Regions from separate parts of the Homo sapiens genome. Here region 2 is linked to region 1. The links are chromatin contacts, found by Hi-C or POLR2A ChIA-PET in ENCODE. All regions are on one chromosome and are shown on one strand. Each heading gives the region's core, a stretch centred on a gene start or an enhancer-like site at or near the end of the contact. The rest is flanking DNA. Distances are from core to core; before and after follow the strand shown.

Evidence for each region. A loop is a pair of places that touch in the nucleus more often than their neighbours do. ChIA-PET counts read pairs that join two places held with the same protein, here RNA polymerase II (POLR2A). Pooled maps may share reads with other maps.
Region 2: a map of psoas muscle shows a loop between it and region 1 (2.2-fold over the local background). The contact joins the promoter of CAPZA2 here to the enhancer-like site in region 1. A Hi-C loop is called at or near these places in 9 of 168 maps with a recorded cell type or tissue (CD14-positive monocyte, Caco-2, Calu3 and 6 more) and 12 of 50 pooled maps. POLR2A ChIA-PET finds 5 or more read pairs at or near these places in 2 of 52 experiments (PC-9 and WTC11).

What each region holds. Positions count from the first base shown.
Region 1 is chr7:116,801,564-116,804,357 of GRCh38, reverse strand. No RefSeq gene overlaps it. Among named protein-coding and RNA genes, the nearest start is that of CAPZA2, 60 kb to the left of the region's middle. Within about 2 kb of position 1,442, at least 11 of the 41 ENCODE cell types and tissues checked have a DNase peak (open chromatin) inside an H3K27ac peak, as active enhancers do; they include PC-3, gastrocnemius medialis and psoas muscle, where a contact is called at or near this core.
Region 2 is chr7:116,861,337-116,864,036 of GRCh38, reverse strand. CAPZA2 (capping actin protein of muscle Z-line subunit alpha 2) reads right to left here and starts at 1,450. Exons shown (of 10, transcript NM_006136.3): 1 at 1,387-1,450. The coding sequence starts at 1,425. RefSeq lists a silencer at 963-1,702 and enhancers at 1,069-1,831, 1,783-1,832.

The DNA.
Region 1 (2,794 bases), core at 193-2,692:
TAGGTTTTTAAGCAGGAAAGTGAAGTGATCAGATATATAATTTTGGTAGCTGTTTTGGGGTTATAAGGAAGAGGCAATACGGAAAGGTAGAATCAAGAAGTCAGCTGTTAGAATACTCTTGAAATAAGATGTTGAGTAATAAGTTCTAAGTGAAGTATAATTTTGAGGCACTATTCTAAAGCCCACATGGAAGATCCACTTCTTTTTTTTTGTTTTGTTTTTTTTGTTTTGAGACAAAGTCTCACTCTGTTGCCCGAGCTGGAGTGCAGCGGTGCAATCTCGGCTCACTGCAACCTCTGCCTCCGGGGTTCAAGCGATTCTCGTGCCTCAGCCTCCTGAGTAGCTAGGATTACAGACAGGCACCCGCCACCACGCCCAGCCAATGTTTGTATTTTTAGTAGGAGACAGGGTTTCACCATGTTGGCCAGGCTGGTCTCAAACTCCTGACCTCAGGTGATCCACCCACCTCGGCCTCCCAAAGTGCTGGGATTACAGGCGTGAACCACTGCGCCCGGCCGAGGATCCACATTTTCTTCAGATCAGAGTATTTAAAATAAAACGATTCTAGGCAAACAGAATGTTAGATCTTTGATATGCCTACACTAGAGGGAGTTGCATTTTTATTATCAGATTACTTCTCTGTCAATAAAACAATGCATAAGTAAACACATCCTTAAAGTACAAAAGTAAAAGTACATACAGATACATGAAAGAAAAAAATGATAAAGAATCTATAATTTGTGAACGACAAACGAACTTAAAAAATTGAGTAAGAACAGCAAATGATCAAATGATGCATTTTTTTTTTTTTTGCTTTAGCTTCTCCCCCTGCCCCACTTTGAATCAACCAGGCTCCATAATGGCAGCCCTGATTTTTTACTTTCTGTCAGTTTAAGCATTCGTTTACTAAAACAATAGCAGTTCAATAAGCAAGACTAATTCCTGAGAGCATTACCTTAGACCATTAGCTTTTAGTCAGTCATTAATTCCTGTGACATGTCCTGGGATTAGATCATTATTGTTATCATTATTATTTTTCTCAATTCAATTTGTTTTCAAAAATGCATCTATGTTGTTTTAACGCTAGATATTTCCTTTCTGAAATATGATTTTTAGTGACTTTGGGACAGTGATTTGCTGCTTCATCCAGGTGTTTCCATAGGCCCTTTCTCACAGCTTAACAAAAAATTAGAAGAAGTTTTACAGCAGTATCACACTAGGATATTTGAGTGTCTCTGTAATTTTTCTTTACTGAGACTTCTAAAATCATTTCTGAGGACCACGTGACTGACTTTAGACATGTGGCCTCTTGGGGGCAGGATTTCACAAAGCCTTTGTATTCAGCGTTTCTTGTTTACAAGAATTGTTGCCACTGATGAATATGGTGGTTGTTTAGTCACAGTTCTGCAGAAGGAAAGCCCCAGTTTGTCTATAATGGAAAGAGCAGATGTCACAGGAACAAAGTGGCCAACGTCAAAGTAAGGGCTTTGATTGGCAAAGAGCAGGCTGTCTATTACCACATCTCCACACTTAGGCTTAGAGACATAGAGAAGAAAACTCGTAAAAACAGCGGTGAAAATTATAAACCACCAAGAAAGGTAAAGGAAATATGGTGCTTAAAAATTCCAGGCTGCCCAATAAAAGTAGGAACTGACATTACAGATCCCCTGGACCATAAATGAAGAACACAAATGGTTTGCAGAACCAGCGAAAAACAGTTCTGACATGTTTGGATGCCAAAGATTTTTAAAGTTGATCTCTTTTGGCCTGGTAAGATTTTATGCATTTTTGTCGTTCCAGCCAAGAGGTCTAAGGATTAGTGGATGTTTCTGCCAGCCTGGGACTCATGCGGTGAAAAGAATGTACTCATGTGACAGTGAAAAATTGAATGCACAAAGACAAAGGGCTTCTTTTCAAGAAAGGAATAAGAATTAATTCTCATTGTAATTTGGGCCCAGTGCTTCAAAAATAACGTTAAATTAGTAGTTAATTTAAATCAGAGATGTCTGTTTATGCATTCTAAATATGGCCATTTTCATCTCAGAATTGCTTCTCTAAGAGTACCTCGTTTTCCACCGGGTGTGGTGGCTCACACCTGTAATCCCAGCACTTTGGAAGGCTGAGGTGGCAATCATTTGAGGCCAGGAACTGGAGATCAGCCTGGCCAACATGGCGAAATCCCATCTCTACTGAAAATACAAAAATTAGCTGGGTGTGGTGATGCATGCCTGTAATTCCAGCTACTTGGGAGGTTGAGGCAGGAGAATCACTTGAACCCAGGAGGTGGTGGTTGCAGTGAGCCGAGATTGAACCACTGCACTCCAGCCTGGGTGACAGAGAGAGACTCCATCTCAAAAAAAGAAAAAAAAAAGAGTAACTAGTTTTCAGAATGCTTAACCAGGTAGGGTTTAACTACGCAGGAGAATTGGACTTGAGCCGTATTCTAAACTGGTCTACATGAGGAGCTAACTCCTTATTAAAATAATGATAGTAATAATAAAGGAGTAGGAGCTATTTCAATATTTGGATGCTAATTTATATAGGCTAATAATTATAAATATATTCACTTATTTTAACCTACATGTTTTATTGATAAGAACAAAAACACATTCATCAGAATAGCTCGGGAACATCAATGGAAGATAAAAGGGAGAAGACAGAAGTGCTTTCTGTTTCAAATGTTTGTTAAATATTTGCCTTGAAGCCAACATAGTACTAGTTGGATGACAAGATAGTAAGTCCTATTAATGATGGGCTTTTCATTACAGTAGATATGCTTTTGCAATTTTCCTAG
Region 2 (2,700 bases), core at 201-2,700, 60 kb before region 1:
GGGTCTGTGGGCTATGGAGACGTTGCTCGCCCCCATTTTGTTGTTGTATTATCACTTTCACCGAAGAACACAAGAGAAAAAAAGATTTCCGAAAATAAAGATGAGGCTGACTTCTGACCATTCACATTGGGAATGGGACAGAACCTTCTATTTCGGTGCAAGAACACAGCATATAAAAACATCTAGAGCAGAGGGTCCTAAATGAAAATATCCTCAGACTTACATGAAGATTTCTTAAACACCACAACATACCTAAATGTACCTGTATTTTCCTGCACTGGCTTTGAAATTTAAAAATGAAGCACTCTTTAACGAAGAGTGGACATTTCCAACCCTGCAACTAACTCATTCCTATGTTCTGTCAGTTACTTCTAAGGGTCCTTTCCGAGAAACAGTCAAAATTAGCAGGGTTCTCCCCTACCCCACCACCCTCGGGAATGGGACGTTCCCAAAAGCCAAACGAAAGGGGCGAATTAAGAGAGCAGCAGTTCAATGAATTATTCCATTACTCGTTTTAAATATCTGAGAACTTAAGTCGTTCATCTGGTTCCATTGCTGTCACAGCATCTAATATACAGTAAAAGGAGTTGCACATTTTCCCCTCTTCGGAAGAAGTCCTAGCAGGAAAGTGAGGTGCCACCAAATCGACCCCCGGGGGGGGGCTGCTGCCAACGTGGGCAGAAAACAACTATGGGGAGGGGGTCGTCTTTTTGTGAGCAACTCCGCTGCCTCCTGGGGAACATGGGAGCTGCAAGCTTACTGCTAGAGCCACGAAAGGAAAGAGAGAAGGAGGGAGAGATGCCTCCATGGGGAAAGGGAAAAAAAAGGATAAACCGTAGAGGATCAGAAAAGGAAGCATTTTGCTTTGAGGAGGGGGAAGTAGAAGGGAGAAGTGAAGGTCTGCTTCCTAAGCGATTTTTCCCTTCCCCTCACCCGCCGCTACACTCACAGGCCAGGCCGCCGCGCTGGGCACTGCCCTTGGGCCGCTCCCACGCACGGACGCAAACCCCTTTGCGTCCCTGGTCCCCGGTCCCCGGCCCCGGCGGAGGCCCCGCGGCCCGACAGCAGGAGAGGGTCCTGGGCAGCCGCCGCCCTCCCCCGCGCCCGCGCCCCCGCCCGCCGTCGCCCGGCTCCCGCTTCCTATTTTCGGAGTACACACCCTACAAGGAGCGGAGCGAGCAGGCCTGGCAGAGACCTGCCCCCGCGCGGGGCCTCGGGTGACGGACAGGGGCAGGCACTGGGCGCAGTAAGGATGGGGGAGGAAGGGCAGCCGAGGGCAAGGCCAGCTGCGGGCCAATGCCCTTCCCCCGCGACCAGACTCCGGGCCCACCCGCCCGGGCTGAGCCGGCTCCTGACAGCCCGCGCCGTCGCCCCCGCGACTCTTACCTTCTCTTCATCAGACAACTGCTCCTCCAGATCCGCCATCTTCCTTCTGGCGACAAACCGCGGCGGCGGCGGCGGCAGCGGCCACCTGACTTCCCCGTTTCCGTGCGGTCCTCAGCGCCGCGCGCCCCCGCTAAGGGAGGGGCCCGCCGCTCAGGCCGCCGCGCACGCGCACCCCGGGAGCCCCGCCTCCCTCGACCCGGCCCTCGCGGACTGAGCGCGGCTGTGCGCGTGCGCGGGCGCCTGGTGGCCGGGCGGGGGACCGTGTCTCGCTGGGCCGCCTGCTGCAGGCTTGCTAGCATCTTGAGTGCAGCGTGCTCTCCCCACTGTGACCATATGGGCTCAGTCTGCGATGAGTACATTCTGAGCCCTTCGTTATGTTTCCATCAAGTCCTGAACTCTGCCAGCTAAAATGTGAAAAGGTGTACAAATAGAAGCCTTTTAAACATTGTTTTTTCAAATATTAGAGAAGATAGTTGGCTTTCATTAAAATACACATCACGACCCTCTCCATAATTGAAAGATTGCTCTTGATATACTCCTTTATTCATCCAACAAATATTTTTTGGTTCTTTAACGGGGTGCGGGGCACTGTGTTAGTCTCTGGGGATACAGTGTTGAGGGGGAAAAAAGCAAGCTAGACATACATGTTCATAGCAGCACAATTCGCAATTGCAAAGAGATGGAACCAACCTAAGTGTCCATCAACCAATGAGTGGATAGAGCAAATGTGGGTATATACACCATGGAATACTACTCAGCCATAAAAAGGAACGAAATAATGCCTTTTGCAGCAACTTGGAAGGAGCTGGAGGCCATTATTCTAAGTGAAGTAACTCAGGAATGGGAAACCAAATATTTTATGTTCTCACTTATAAGTGGGAGCTAAGCTATGTGGGTTCAAAGGCATAAGAATGATAAAATGGACTTTGGGGACTGGGGAGGGGATAAATTACTACGTATTGGGTACAGGGTACACTGCTCAGGTGATGGGTGCACTAAAATCTCAGAAGTTACCGCTAAAGGACTTATCCATGTTACCAAAAATCCACCTGTATTCCAAAACTGTTGAAATAAAAAGAGAAACTTCCATACTCAAGAAGCTCATTTTCTACTCATTAAACAAACATATATTGAACAGTTGGGGCCGGGCGCGGTAGCTCAGGCCTGTAATCCCAGCAATTTGGGAGGCCTCCGTGGGCAGATCATCTGAGGTCAGGAGTTCGTGACCAGATTGGCCAACATGAAGAAACCCCGTCTCTACTAAAAATACAAAAATTATCCGGGGCGTGGTGGCGCATACCTGTAATACCAGCT